Regions from separate parts of the Homo sapiens genome. Here region 1 is linked to region 2. The links are chromatin loops, found by intact Hi-C in ENCODE. Cell type or tissue: heart left ventricle. All regions are shown on one strand. Each heading gives the region's core, and the rest is flanking DNA. Links, peaks and the distances in the headings are about the cores only.

Region 1 (8,075 bases), core at 2,389-4,888, 98 kb after region 2:
CTGAGAAACTGTACAAGTAATCCAATGGACTAAAAGTTTTGAGTGTCACAACTCTTTTGAAAATGAACATACAACTTAATGTGGTGGAGGTCTTTGTGGTTATTTTTTGGCAAAATAATAAAATTCATTGATCATATCCCAAATACTCATGGGAACTTTCATAAAGACTGTTTATTTGGGAAATTTTACTTAAAATAGATTTTCTCTAAAGTATTTACTATTTTCAAAAATGTAATATTTTTAAAGCCTAATATTAATTTGAAACTATTAAAAAATAGCCTGCAGTTCATAAAAGTCTAAGAAATTGATGAAGTGACCATTCTACACATTGAATTAACTAGAAACCATGAAATAACTAGAAATTCAAAGAAGGTGATTCCAAGAAATTAAATTACAGTATGGTGTCCATGACAGCAACTGCTTTTTGAGTTGACTGTCATATTTCTAATGCACCTTAAACACAGACTCTGTAATTACTCATAATCCAGGCTATAAAGTAAACTACATATAAATACTAAATTACCCCCAATATAAATGTCTGCTTTGATGTTTTCATTTCATTCAGTAAAGCTGGGTGGTTAAAATGCCTTGAAATCTTCCCCATTAAGTTCAATAAATAATTACCAAGAACAAAAGAAAGAGGGAAAACAGCTGAAAGGGAAGCTCGACAGCCTCCAACCCATGGTGACATTGGTTAGCACAGATTGACACTGCCTTCACAAACTTGTGTCACCACCCTGGCCGAGATCATTTCTTTTCTTTTTATCATTCGTATACTGAAAAACTATTACACACATGAGATTTAACAAAAATAATCAAACAGTACACCTTTCTTCCCATCCCTGCTCCTTAACTTCCCACTCCCCCAACACAGGTATTGGGGTGACCTGCCAAAAATATCCTCCTAGCGTGAGTGCATGTATTTAACACTGTTCTGCAACTAGATTTGTTTTCCCATGCCATACATCTTGGACAGTGCTCCATATCAGCAAATAGAGAGTATTCCCTTGCATGGATAGAGCTGGAGCTGTTCTTACTCACCACTGCACCCCAAGTCCTGGCACAGAGAGGGTATCCATTTAGGTTTGGCCCACTGCATTTGTATTGATCAGATGACCTAACCATGCAGCAAATGAAAATAGTATCAAATCTTTTTTGTTTTTTCCCCCATAGGGATAGAAAGAAGTAATTTCCCTAGGTATATTATTTCCTGCTGCAGGCAGACAAGTAAGCAAATAAATAATGAAATGAGCTATGTTTGAGTTTAGCCTTTTGACAAGGACTCTCTCCTTGACCAAACTCTAGATAGGTTCTTAGGAGCCACTCTCTGTTGGGCCCTGTCCTCAAGAGCCCAGTTTCCCAAAAACCTGGCTAAATCTGGCCATGCTCAGTATCTTCTCAGGTTCCTCAACCCTCACCATCTCCCAGGTGATGCCTGGTCACCCTGGCCTGTCTTCAGCAAGAATCCTGTGAGGTCATTTTAGCCAGAATCTCCCTCACCTCTGACGGTTCCTCTTCATGATTTTCCATCCACCAAACCCAGCCTGCTCCTTGGCTATATATCCCCACTTGCCTGTGCTGTATTTGGAGTGGAGCCCAGTTCTACACTGAGCTTTCATTTCCTCTACTGCAACAGTCCTGAGTAAAATCTGCTGTTCCACTGTCCAGTTCTGGGTTTTCTTTGACACTTTCCAAGTTGCACTAGAGTTGTCCCTCCCATCATGGCAAGAGAAGGAGTGTGTGTGTGTGTGTGTGTGTGTGCACATGTGTGTGTGTGTCTGGTGAGGGGAGGGCAAGGAGGGTATAGGCAGAGTATGTCCATCTTTAGCCTGGGCTTCAGGATAAGGGATATGTGATTATGTTTATGGAGCATGGTCCGCCATTAATATCAATGGTAGAAATGCATTTCTGTTTTAAAATACCCCGTAGTCTGTATTCTTGAAATTATGACCTGGTACCTTAAAAGCTTGAAGGAAGTACGCAGTACTTCCCCGAATCCTTGAGAAGACATTTTTTATCAATAAACTTTAAGATGGGAAAATATATGCATAGATAAAATAATAATGCAAAAAAAGGCATTATTATAGGGCCCCTACTTACTTCCTAAAATCATATGAGAAGTGAACAACCCATGGTATCCAATGCCTCCCTCCACCTCTCCTTCCCAAAAGCCTGGTATCTAACAGGCCGGTGAATAATAAATAAATGCCTGCTGATAAACAAACGGATGAACAAATATTGTTTAAGGTAGTATTTCCTAAATACTTTAAAAAAATCCTAGGGAGCAATAGCTTGTAACGGCCCCAGCAAGGGCTCCCATGTGGTGAGGCCATATAGTCCTCCTGGGCTGCAGGATGGCAGGCAGGGTGGGCTGGGCTGGGGATGTCTGGGTGGAGTGGGGTCAGCAGCTTTCCTTATCTTGGTCCCAAGGGAGCAGAGGGCTGGGTTCAGCTGGGCTACTTCCACCCAAGCTGTAGCTCTGTCACTCTGCCCAATATTTTTAAGCCACATTTGGTGGTTTTCCAGTAGCAAAATGACTCAAAGTAAACAGTCCCCAAATCCCCTTCTCTCTTTTCTCCTTCTGCAAATCCAGCCTTTAACAAAAACATAAGCGGGTCCTACCTACAGGTTGGAGGAGCAGCTCTTCAGACCACAGGGGAAAACTCACAGACCCTTGTTGTCCAGGAAACACATTCTGGGCCTTGGGTTGAAAGCACTATTTATTTGTACAGCCAGTGCGTTATTAACTGCAGTCCTTTGAACTTTCAAAGTTAAATGTTAAATTTTAAATGTGGATGGAGAAGTTATTTGAAGGGAGAATCTAGGGCATGCAAATGCAAATGACAAATTAGATTTATGTTGCTGGTGCTTAGAAATCAACTTTTAACTTCCTTTAATGAAACAACATTGAAGAGATATTTCCCCTCAACTTTCAGTTTCTAAAAGGCTGTGCTTGAGTTTTTTAGAGAAAACTGACAAGCAAGGGCTCGTTAATATCTTACAACCATCCCTAGGCTAGATCAGCTATAATTAAACATAAATAAAGTGAGCAACACTGTCATTAAATGGCAGAAATGAATCTCATTTTTTATGCTTACAAATTAATTTTTTTAAAACTTTCCTCATAGAGACAAAAACAGTTTTCAAAAATGTAAACATCTTCAGAAATATGAAGCTGGGTATGCCCCGTGCGGAGGAAAGTATGTTGTTGTTTACAAGAGTTAATTTTTTCACATTAACTAAAGTCCTCCCAATAATTGGTTAGAAAAGTTTACTTTGAAAACTGTGCCAGAGACTTGAAGCCTGTTTCAAGTGGTTCATGCAAAAACTAGTTTCCTGATTTACTGCTGCGAGGCGATCGTGTTACAAGCACACTGTTGGCATTAATACGAGTGAGGAGGATGGGCTGGGGCTGGGCGAATTCTAGGCAGTAAGAATTAAAAGTCTAATGTGGTTACTTCAGGAAAACAAAAATCATCCTCTCCCACATATCCCAAAGTTAGGTTTATTTTTGGGAGCTGAAAGGATGCCTGATGGCCGAGTAACCCTCACCATATTTATGGTTCAGAATGCCCAGCAGGTACTACTTATGGGGCGCCCAGAACAAGCTTTTGTATTTTTTGACTCTGAAATAGGAAAAATATTCTGAATTATCTTTCTCATACACTTTCAAAATCGAAATCCTGTAGTGGAGGAGAGATAGGGTAAATATGGCTCAATGGGATAAAATCCTCAGACTCCACATGGCTCAGCGACCTGTCATATATTTTCCTAAAAATGCAGGAAAGATAACTATGTATTAAGCAAAATTTCTAAAAAAGAACTGAATGGGAAGAGATGCTGCTTGGGGCTTACAGGGAAGGAAGCAAAGGAACTAGCGAGAGGCGCCTGCTCAGAACGCCCAGGGCAACAGCATCTGGCATGAGGAGCATGGAGGACCGGAAACAGATGGGTCGGGAACTGGTGGCAAGGTCGAGCGTAGCTCAGAGGAAGAAGGACAGGAAGAAGGCTGACCAGCAAGGCAGCTCCCGCAGTGCATGTGCGTTAGGTCAATATGATTCTGGTATCTCCTTGTTTTACAGGCTGGTCCCATGCCAGAATTACTGGAAGAAAGTTAATCATTCTAGAGCTGTACTGTCCAATACAATAGCCAGACCCCATGTGGCCTCATTTAATTTTCATCAATTAAAATGAAATAAAATTCTGTAAGTGTTCAGTAACCGCAGTGGCTAGTTGCTCGTATACTGGATAGAGCAGATAGAGACCACTTCCACCATCACAGACAGTTCTATCAGAGAGAATTGCACTAGGCTATTTACAAAACGAGCAAGAGATTGCTACTCCCACGTGGCTCCACCACTCCTTCCTCCCGCACTGTTACTTACTAGCAGTGACAATGGACAAATCAGTGAACCACTGTGTCCCAGTTTCCCTGTCCATAAGATGGGGATGGTTATATTCCCTATTTAAAACATATGTTGTAAGGATTCCATTATTTAATATACAAAGATCACATAGTACCTGGCTTACTGTATGAAAAATTAGCTAATATTATCTTAGTTGCATAATATGTATTACAAGAGATAGCTCATATTTATGTTAACAGATGTCGTTTACATGAACATAGCCCAAGATATCCAAGGTAAACAGTTAAAATAAGAATCTTTTAAAAGTGGCCAAGGAAGAGAAGGGTATCATCAATCTAAGTCAGCAACAGTATCGGTGGACCTGGAGCTGCTGTGCAGACTTCTTAATACCTAATAATTGAAAGGAAGTGAAAAGAGGCTGGGACCTACTGACCACACACCACTGGTGGGTCAAGGTGTAGACTGTATCCAGGAATACGATTCCAGAAGCCCCAGCCAGCCCTGACTACACATTTTTATGGTAGAAACCTAACTAACAATGGAAGAGATGCTCAGATACCTTGGGAAAAAATAGAATTGAATGCCTTCCAAAGAAAATAATAATTAGGAGAAATAAAACCGCAGAGGAAAGTTTAACTATACCTGCTTAACCAAAGCACTTCCAGGCTTTAGTTTTAAGGCACAGGTACATGTTTGTAATTGAAAGAACCTCATGACCCAGAGTGCGTTATTTTAGACAGATGGACTGGAGGACAGAAAATGTCAGAAGTTTTAAGATACCTTTAATACAGAGAAGCAAATAACATAACAATGTTACAATAAAAGTTATTTGAAAATGCTAATGGCCTACTAAAAAATGTACTTTTTACCCACAATATAAAAAAATCTTTTGTTGTATATATCAATAGTTTGGTCTAGCTTTTCTTCTTTTTCATAATTAACTTTAAAAAGTTTTATGTTTACTCTGCTTTCAAAATTTCAAATACCATAGGTAACCAAAATTCTAAGCCTCAGTCAAAAAGGGCCCTGAGACTTGTTTAATTACAAATTAAAAGGTATCCCTCCAAACTGTCTATCTATTTATCTATTTATTTATTTCTCACTTTGTCACCCAGACTTGAGTGCGGTGGTGCAATCTCGGCTCACCACAACTCTGCCTCCCAGACTCAAGCGATTCTCCTGCCTCAGCCTCCTGAGTAGCTGGGATTAAAGGCGCCCACCACCACACCTGGCTAATTTTTGTATTTTTAGTACAGATGGGGTTTCACCATGTTGGCCAGGCTAGTCTGGAACTCCTGACCTCAGGCAATCCACCTGCCTCGGCCTCCCAAAGTGCTGGGATTACAGATGTGAGCCACTGTGCCTGGCCCAAACTATACATTTAATATCTCAAGCTTTAAAAAAGATTATTTATAAACGTAGTTGTCTGAAAAAAAATTTAAAGCTTAGTCTTAGTCAAAAGACTAAATTTTCCCTTGATTTGTAAAGCTTGGAAGTGAAAATTAGCCAGTTAAATGTAATTTTAATTTCAGTGATTTATCTGACTTTAATATCCTCATAACTTATTTTTCTTTCCTCTGAAAGACATATGCTGTTGCAAAAGGAACAATGAAAAGAAGAAATCACAAATTCATGAATGGACAATTTAAAAACATCTAACATTAAAGTAACTGCTTATAAAAAGCTCAAGCTCTCTGAGTTAAGTGGGGTGGAAAATAAAAATATATTTATGTTTTCATTTGTGTATCTGAATCCTTTGCCTCTCTGTTGTATGTTAGAGCATGAGCAAAGTTAAGTTGCTGATTTTATTTATTATGAGCTAAAACTAAGAAAAAAGACTTGGCAAAATATATGATTTATAACATATACACAAATTCATTCATTTTTATATTACCAGATTTAAGTGTCACTTTTTTTTCCAAGTAATATTTGAGATTAACTGATTTGTTCACTCATGTACTGTGTCAGGAGCTGGGTGCTCTGTAGATACAGGGTAGAAGACTGAACAACATGGGCTTCCAGGTGGACAGCTCAGGGCAGGCATGTGGTAACATGGTATACAACTGTGCACCTGAGTGGGTCCTAAGAATCTCATTTTTCACTGGCATTATTACCTTTACTTTTATTGCTCCTCATTCAATTTGTCCTGGTCTTTTTTTTTAAAAAAATTATAAATATGGGAACAGAAGATGAACAAATGAAATAAGTACATAAAGGCAGAAATGTTCTGGTTGCTTCCCTTTGGCTCTTACTTCACAGGGGGACAGCTCTTTCAATCCTTATGGAAAACTGCTATCTAGAGAAAAATATTTCTTCTGGATAGCCATGGGAATATGAAATACAGCACCTGTTATCAGATACTGTTCTCAGAAGATGGAGTATTTCTGTTTAGAAACACAATTTTTTACAGCAGTTTTTAGGTTCATAACGAAATTGAGAGGAAGGTAGAGAGATAGTCCTTACATGCCCCGCCCTCCCCCGCCACACACAAAGGCTCATTCTTATCAGCACCCTGCACCAGAATGATACATTTTTTACAATCTATGAACACATCACTGTCACCTAAGTTCCACTGTTTACATTAGGGTTTATTCTTGGTGTTATATTCTGTGAGTTTGAACAACACAGAATGATATGCATCCACCATTACAGTATCACACAGAGTAGATTCCCTGCCCTAAAAATCTTCCATGCCCACATATCCATCCCTCCCTCACCCTTACCCATGGCAACCAGTGATCTTTTTACTGTTTCCATAGTTTTGCCTTTTCTAGAATGTCGTATAGTTGGAATCATACAGGAAGCAGACTTTTCCAATTGGCTTGTTTCACTTGGTAATGTGCATTTAAGGTCCTCTATGTCTTTTCACGGCTTGATAGCTTATTTCCTTCTAGTGCAGAGTAATATTCCATTGTAGGGATCACAGCTTATTTACCCACCCCTTACTAAAGTACCGCTGGGTTGCTTTCAAGTCTTCATAATTATGAACAAACCTGCTATAAGTATCTGTGTGCAGGTATCTGTATAAGCGTTAAGTGTCCATTCCTTTGATAAAATACTAAGTAGCTCAATTGCTGGATCAAATAATAAGAGTATGCTTAGTTTTGTAAGACACTGCCAAGTTGTCTTCCAAATGGCTGTACCATTTTGCATTCCCACTAGCAAGGAATGAGAACTCCTGTTACTCCACATCCTTAACAGCCTTCAATGTTGTCTGTGTTCTGGATTCTGGATTCTGGATTTCTAATAGGTGTACGGTGATATCGCGTTGCTTAAATTTGCATTTCCCTGATGACATACTATATGGAGGATCTTTTCATATGCTTATTTGCCATCTGTGTATCTTCTTTGGTGAGGTGTTTGTTAAGGTCTTTTACCCATTTTTAAATTGGATTTGTTTGTTTTCTCAGTGTTAAGAATTTTTTGTATGTTTTGAATAACAGTCCTTTTTCAGATATCTTTTACAAATGTTTTCCACCAATTTCTGGCTTGTATTTCCATTCTCTCAACAGTGTCTTATGCAGAGTGGAAATTTTCAATTTTAATTAAGTCTAGCTTATTAATTCTTTCTTTCATAGGTTGTGCCTTTGGTGTCATATAAAACAGTCATCACCAAACCCAAGGTCTTCTAGAGAAAATCTTCTAGGAGTTTTATAGCTTTGCATTTTACAGTTAGGTCTGTGACCTGTTTTGAGTTAGGTGTGTCTA
Region 2 (8,075 bases), core at 1,821-4,320:
ATGTAGAAAGTGACTGCCCTTGTGTCATTAGAGTCTCATGAACCTGTGACTATTACATTCATAAAAAAGTGCACTGTCTTAATTCAGTTGGTAGTTCTCATCATGTTTCAGGGATTTTAGTTGTGATGATTGAAATAGTTGCCTTTGGGTAGTTTGTATTCCTGTTTCATCAGAGATTGGCTGAGACTTGTCTTTTCTGTTTACATTTCTCTTGGACTTGTTTCATCTGCTCTTGTTTGCCATGGAAACCTGTCTGTAAATCATATATATACATATATATACACAAATACATGCATATACATATATACACACATGTATATACGTATACACACATATGTATATAGATATATACACATACACACATATGTATATAGATATATACACACATATACACATATATGTATATACATATATACACATATGTATATATACACATGCATGTGTATATATACACACTGCATGTATATACACACATGCATGTATATACACATACGTGTGTGTATATACACATACACGTGTATGTGTATATACACAAGTGTATGTATATACATATATACACACGTGTATGTGTATACACACATGTATGTATATACGCTCACACATGTATATACATATGTACATATGTACGTGCATATACACACATGTATGTATATGCATATATACACACATGTATGTATATACATATATACACACGTATGTATATACATATATACATATATATGTCTGTGTGTGTGTGTGTGTGTGTATATATATATGGCCATATAAAGTGTGAAAAAGCATGTTTGAGAGAGAATACCAAGGGTGTGGTCAAGTGACCATTTGCTAAAGAGATTACCCTGGATAGAAGGGAACCAGATGCTATTCAAGATAATGGGAGAAAGATCCTGAATACATTCCAGAGATCTTTGAGTCTTCCCCACCCATCACAGCCCCAGAGATCTAGGAGGGCAGAATGATTTCAGAGGATGGGCCTGGGGTGCCCTCCAGAGGCTTGCTGCCTAGAGCTGCCTTGGTCCCTGTTTCCCACATTCTGCCAAAGTGCCTGTGGATTGCCCCAGCTATGGCTCAGCTATTAATAGACTCAGATGTGGTTCAATCTGCCACTCAGGAAGGTGCAAGTAGTAAGCTTTGGTAACATTCGTGTGGTGTTAATTCTGCAGCCACACAGAATGCAAGAGCTATGGGGGCATGCCTACCTCCACCTGGATTTCAAATAATTTTTCAAATATTCTCTGGTGCCCAAGCAGAAACCTGCCACAGGGGTGGAGCTGTCACAGAAAGTCCTCACTAGAGTAATGCCTAGGGAAGCTGTGGGAGTGGGACCACCACCAAGACCCCAGAAGTGTAGAGCCACCAGTGTACAATTTCAGCCTAGGAAGGCTACAGGCGTTAGAATCCAACTCATGATAACTGCTCAGTGGACTGAACCCAGCAAAGCCACAGGGCCAGCTACCCAAGGCCTTGGGTGTCGAACTCCTGCCCCAGTGTGCCCAGGATTCAAGACATGGAGTCAACAAAGATTCAAGAAAATATATTTACTCAGTGCCTGGTTCATTGGTACCCAGTAATTCATGTCCAGGTTCAGTGGGAGGGATATGAAGCATGAAGAAAACTCTATAAAATAAATGTTCAAAGAAGTATTATAACTACACACAGGTGAGGTGCAGTGGCTCTTGCCTGTAATCCCAGCACTTTGGGGGGCTGTGGCGGGTGGATCACCTGAGGTTGGGAGTTTGAGACCAGCCTGACCAACATGGAGAAACCCCATCTTTACTAAAAATACAAAATTAGCCGGGCGTGGTGGTGCATGCCTGTAATCCTAGCTACTCAGGAGGCTGAGGCAGGAGAATCATTTGAACCTGGGAGGTGGAGGTTGCAGTGAGCTGAGATTGCGCCATTGCACTCCAGCCTGGGCAACAAGAGCAAAACTCTGTCTCAAAAATAATAATAATAGCTACACACAGATGAAGGTCATCTGTGTTGAAGTACAATGGCAATCTTACTGATGAGTCTTATTGTCTCACCTGGATATTTGCATTAAAAGACTGCTAACATTTGTAGCTGAAGCTTTAGTGCAGTTTGGTATGATTATTATGAAGTTAATGTTTCTGAAAATTTCCTTGAACTCAGAGCAACATATTCCTATATTCATTTCATAAACTTATTAAGCACTTACTGTGCATTTGCTACATTTTAGGAGCTAGGGATACAGCAGTGAACAAAACTGTCAAAACTCTCTAGCCTCATGGCATTTACATTCCAGCATACTGCGAATGACAAAAAACAAAGATGCTACATAAACTAGATGAAAAGGTAACTGCTTCTTTTTTCTTTTCTTTTTTTTTTTTTTTCTTTTTTGAAATAGGATCTTGCTTTGTTGCCCAGGCCGGAGTGAAGCTCATTGTAACCTCGAACTCCTGGGCTCAAATGATCCTCCCGCCTTATCCCCATGAGTAGCTGGGACCACAGATGCAGATGTATGTCACTACACCTGGCTGATTTTTTACTTTTTATTTTTTTGTAGAAACAGGATCTCACTATGTCTCCCAGGCTGATCTTGAACTCCTGGCCTCTCGTGATCCTCCCACCTCAACCTCCCAAAGTGCTAGGATGATAGATGTGAGCCCCTGTGCCTGGCCTGGTAACAACTTCTATGGGAAGAATTGGCGGGAGACTATAGAAGCTGGAGAAGTACACAACTTAAAATAGGGTGGTCAGCGGTGAGCTCACTGGGAAGGTGACTTGAAAGAGGCCAAGGAAAGAGCCATTTTGGTGTCTGGGGAAAGAGCAGAGGAAGCTTCATGTCCAAAGGCCCTGAGGTGGGAAAAGGAGCCCGAACTGTAGAGGGCAGTAGATAATGTCTTCAAGCACCAGACTCTGCTGAATACTGACAATATATTTTAAAGAGCACAAAACAAAGGATTTTTTTTTTACTCTTTATTTATTTTATTCATTCATTTATTATTTATGTACTTTTTTTTTTTTTTACTATTTTTTACTATTGCCTGACATTCTGCTTCCTTTATAACACAAACACCTGTTCAGTACCATAAAGTTAATTTGATCACTGTGCTCCCCTTCTGTATTTTATTAGAAAATATTTAAATAGAATTTACTAGATTCTGTGTGTTTTCCAAACACACTTTATAAATATAAACTCTCTTAATTCTCATAACCACCCTATTAGGGTAGGTACTGTCGTTATTTCCATTTTGCAAGGGGGTAAACTGAAGCACAGAGAAGTTAGGTTACTTGTCTAAGATCATACAGCTAATAAACACCAGAGCCTATAATCCCAGCACTTTGGGAGGCCAAGGCGGGAAGATCACCTGAGTCAGGAGTTCAAGGCCAGCCTGGCCAACATGGCAAAATCCCATCTCTGCTAAAAAATACAAAAATCAGCCGGGCATGGTGGCAGGTGCCTGTAATCCCCGCTACTCGGAAGGCTGAGGCAGGAGAATTGCTTGAACCTGGGAGGCGGAGGTTGCAGTGAGCCAAGATCGCACCACCGCACTCCATCCTGGCAACAGAGTGAGACCCTGCCTCAAACACACACACACACACACCAGAGCTGTGCTTTGTGCCCAGTCCACCTGGCTTTGGAGTCCATGCTCAGCCTCTGATAAAGGCACATCCTCTCCCAGAGGTGTGCTGGAGCCGGCTTGGACCAGCCCACAAGAGCCAATTGTGTGCATCTCTTGCCTCTTCTGCATCAGTAACATCACTTTGGTACTTAAAATTAGCCACAGTGGGAGTGTTTACACCACGGAAGTCGGCAAATGCTGTAAGTCCGGGCCTTGCATCCCCAAAACCTGGTTGTTGCACATTTACCAGCACGCCGTGATTCCCTGCCATCTTTTGCACCCCAATTCGGGTTGAAGCCCCTTGAAGCATCCCCCTGACTTCATCCTACCCGACACCCCCACTCCAGCTTCACCTGCCCTTCTGGCATTGTTACGTTACAACAGGGCTAACATCTGCCAGGGCTGTTTGACCACTGAAGTGAATGTTCTATTAGGAATTTCCAGTGCAGCATAGTGGCAAGAACAGGCAGTGATTAGGTGGACCTAGGTTCGAATTCTGACTCAGTGAGATACGTGGCTAATAGCAATTTACTTCCTGTCTCTGTCCACTGGTCTCCCTCATCCGTAAAATGAGACATAACAATTTGCACCTACTTGAAGCCTGGTTGTGGGGACCTGGAGCAAGGCCAGAGTCAAATCCAAACTCATGACCAGGCCTCCGTGGCCCCACAGAACACCTGCTTTTCAGCACCACCTCTCACCATCTTGTGCTTGGCCCCTGAGGCTCCACCACATCCCATCCTGGGAATTGGACCTGCTTTTCCTCCACCCAAATCTCACCACGGATGTGTGTGACTGCTTCCTCCATGTGCGGTCCACTCAAGCCCAGCAGCTCCACTCCAGGCCTCACTGCCACTGCCCACCCACCCCACGTGGCCTCCTGTGCCCCTCTGCTGTTTCCTCCATAGCACTCACAGGGGACTGGAAATTATCTAACCTATTTTTTCTGTTTTAGAAGCCCCTTGATGGCAAAGTCCCGTTTTACCCCTCCCTGTGTCCCTAGCACATGGAGTATCACACACTAGCTGAGTGGGGTATTGGGAAGAATCTTCCAGTCCTCTGGGATCTCAGGGAGTGGAGGTTGGTGGGGGCCCTGGCCATGTCACCACTGGCCTGTATCTGGGCCAGTGTGGAACTGAGCTGCGCCATCCATCCAGGGAGTCCCGGGGCCCTGCACTTTATCCAGGAAGATGGGGGAGAGGGTTCAGCAGAAGCTGCATTGTCAAATATTTATCAAAGCCTTTTGATTTGCAAACTTGCAGTTCCAGTGAGCACAGAGCAAACCACTCTCTTTCAAATGGCCTTTGGCAAGACCTCCAGCCTGTCACTGGATGCTGAGTGGGAATGTGTGGGCAGAGGGAGCACTGCTGTTGAAATCAGTATAGAATTTCCTGACTCCTGAGCCTTTTTTTTTTTACTCTTTACATTTTGTTTGCTGCAGCCAGAAGAGGAATCCTCCCCCATTGTCATCCTACCTTTAAGGCATCCAGCATTTTGCCTGGAAATCACCAACCTGATTATCGACCATGCAGAGACCTCCTGCCCTTGTGGGGTCACTCCCCAAACCTCAGCATTTTCAGAGGCTTTAAGAACTCACAAGCATCCTCTGATAAAGTGGCTTATAATTTGTACAAAGCCTGCATGGAAAGTGGTAGAGGAGAGGTCCGAGGGAAGTCACATTAATCCTGTGAGTGGCCATGTAGGCATTGATAGGACAGAATCACTTCTTGTGTGTTAACCACGAAGAGCGCTTAGCAGGCTTTGCGCAGAAGCTGTCCTGGGCTGTGGTGAGAGCTCTCTGTCATGGCCCCATCATCAGCACTTAGGTGACAGGGAAGGGGCACTGTCCAGGGCTGCAGGGGCCAGCCGTGATGGGGACCTAGGTGTGCTCATCTTTAGTGGTTCTGACGGTGTGAGAGGCTATTCCAGCCATGGACACAGGGCTATGGGATCTGGCTTTGATGCTGCTGTCTCTGGGCAGGAACTCCAGGCAGGAGGCCTCTACCCAAATACTATGGCCAGGGAAACCAAACAGTATGTTATTTTTCGCGGGCGTGCAAAGCATTGTGGAAACCAGCCTGAAACGCGTGGCTGAGGCCCGTGGCTTGATGGGTCCTCCTAGCTCCTGTGGTCTTCCCTGGCTGGATGCACGGGGGAGATGAGTGTCCTCACGTTTTTGACAGTGGAGTGAAGAGAGCTGGCCAGGCCCACCCAGGGGTCACCACATGGAGCAGGACGGAAAGTAAAAAACAGGAAGATAAAAAACAGGAAGAAGAAGGAAGGTGAAAAACAGAGACCTTCGAACACCCAGGAGCCCTGCTCACCGATACCTGTGGGCTGACGGTGACTGGACTCAGCTGCTACCTCGCTCCTTCATAGAAGAGCCGCAGGAGGGAGGAGCGGGTCCCCTCCACCAGGGCCGGCAGCCAGAGGCCTGCACCTTCAACCCCCTAGCCACAAAAAGTAGCATTTGCTGGGAAGTGGAGGAGGGAGAAGGAGAGGGAGGGACTGATTAAAGTATACAAAATTACAGCTAGATAGGAGGAATAATTTCTAGTGTTCTACAGCACTGTAGGGTGGGATTTTGAATGTTTCCAACCCAAACACATGATCACTATTTGAGGTGATGGGTAAGCTAATTACCCTGACTTGATCACTATGCACAGTATGCATCAAAACTCACTCAATATACCCCATAGACGTGTACAATTATTATGTATCAGTTTTTAAACATGTTTTTCAAATGTTTTTTAAAATCCTTGGGGTGGGAGGGGTGGGGGCAAGGGGAGGGAGAGCATTAGGACAAATACGTAATGCATGCAGGCCTTAAAACCTAGGTAACAAACTTGCATGTCTGCACGTGTATCCCAGAACTTCAAGTAAAAAAAAAACAATTCCTTGGGGGAAAGGATGCATATATTTTCAAGAAGCGTGGGTGAATGTATTATAAATTAATTTAAAAGTCAGTGGCTTCTGAGTTAGGACTTAGTAAGTATAGAGTTTCAGTTTTCCAAGGGGTCAAGAGTTGTGGAGCTGGAAGGTGGTGCTCGCTGCTTGGCATCATGAGAGTGGGTAATAACGCTGAGCTGCGCACCTCAGAATGGTTGGGATCGTAAGTTTCATGTGTATGTTGCCACAATTTAAAAAATTGAAAAAAAAAAATCAGTGGCTCTTTCCCTACCTAAGAGATTTGTGAAGACTTGTCCCGAGGTAGGATTCTGGACTTTCTAACCCCAGGCGTCCTCTGGGCATCCGCTTCTCCCTAAGCCCTAAGGTTCCCTTCCCCGTGACCTCTAGGGCGAGAGCCTGAAAGAGTGGTTGGACAGCTGGTCCAATTCATTCAGGTAAAGGACTTCATTCGCTTTAAGTGTCAACTCTTTTGGCTTTCACCTTTTTGGGTAGCCTGTTTTCGTAGAGCTCACTTTTTGTTCTCAAGCTCCCCGAGCACAATGCATTTTGTGAGCCAAATCATTAAAATAGGACATTTGTTTTTTGTTTTTTCTTTTGGCCACAAGTAAATACACGTTTAAGCAATAGCTTCCTACAGCTCTTGAATTATGCAATATAAAAATGCCAGTGTGTTTTAATTTTAGTTTTCTAGGTCATGTAATTAGAAAATGATTTGAATGAAAACAATGAAAAAAATGTAATATATCTTTTAATCTGTGAAACAAGAATGAGAAAGTTATTTCTCATCTCACTCTCCAAAAGTCCCAGGGCCTTGTGCCTCTCTGTGCCCTGGGCTGGCCTCACCGTGGGTCAGTCCTGCTCCCGCGCCTGCTGCTGAGCTTCCTGATGCCTGGCCCTGCCCATTCAGACCGGATTTGTCCAGATTCTCCCAGCATTGTAGAAAAAACAATCGCTCATATTTAATGAGTTCTTTTGTGTGTGTCAGACAGGGTTCTAAGGGTTCTACGTACACTAACACACATAAGCCTCATGAGCGACTGGGGCTACAGAGGGTCACCACCATGCCCAGCTACTTTTTAATTTTTACTTTTGTAGAGATGGTGTCTGGCTCTATTGCCCAGGCTAGTCTAGAATTCCTGGCCTCAAGCAATCCTCCACTGTAATTACAGCTGAGAGCCACTGGGTCCAGCCTATTTGTAATCCATATTTCATAGATGTGATGCTTAGGCACAGAGAAGTTAAGCAGCTTGCTGGGGGCCACACAGCCAGTGTGACTCCAGCCTCCCCACTTTTCATTCGGATGTTATACTTCACACCTTCGGAGAGCTGCCCTCTCTGCCTTGGGGGACCTCACCCCTTCCTCTGCTGGGTAGAGTCCACTCCTTCTGCAAGAACCTTCACATTGCTTGCTCTATTCGAGTCTCCCCTGCAGGCTTGGGCCGGCGGCTTCCCTGTACCTCCAAGTTCTCGCACTCACCTCTTGGCGCTGGAACCTCGACGTTCACCTCCATCCCCTTGTTCCTGTGGCCCCGCTGAGGCTCCTGCTTTCCATTGTTCGCATTTTAAGCATCTAGCACAGGC

Evidence for each region. A loop is a pair of places that touch in the nucleus more often than their neighbours do. Peaks named below come from ENCODE experiments on the same cell type or tissue, not always from the same donor. Only the 100,000 strongest peaks of a DNase experiment are listed, where the experiment ranks them.
Region 1: a loop joins it to region 2, with 1.9 times the contacts of the local background. A loop is called at or near these places in 2 of 110 quality-filtered maps.

What each region holds. Positions count from the first base shown.
Region 1 is chr13:23,604,813-23,612,887 of GRCh38, reverse strand. All of the region lies in intron 3 of TNFRSF19 (TNF receptor superfamily member 19), which reads right to left. Among named protein-coding and RNA genes, the nearest start is that of TNFRSF19, 38 kb to the right of the region's middle. In heart left ventricle, for the core only: no CTCF peak of the experiment used is centred there; a DNase peak (open chromatin) is centred at 3,917; H3K4me3 peaks cover 1,688 bases; H3K27ac peaks cover 2,284 bases.
Region 2 is chr13:23,702,651-23,710,725 of GRCh38, reverse strand. No RefSeq gene overlaps it. Among named protein-coding and RNA genes, the nearest start is that of TNFRSF19, 140 kb to the right of the region's middle. In heart left ventricle, for the core only: a CTCF peak has its summit at 2,859 (motif pointing right); no DNase peak of the experiment used is centred there.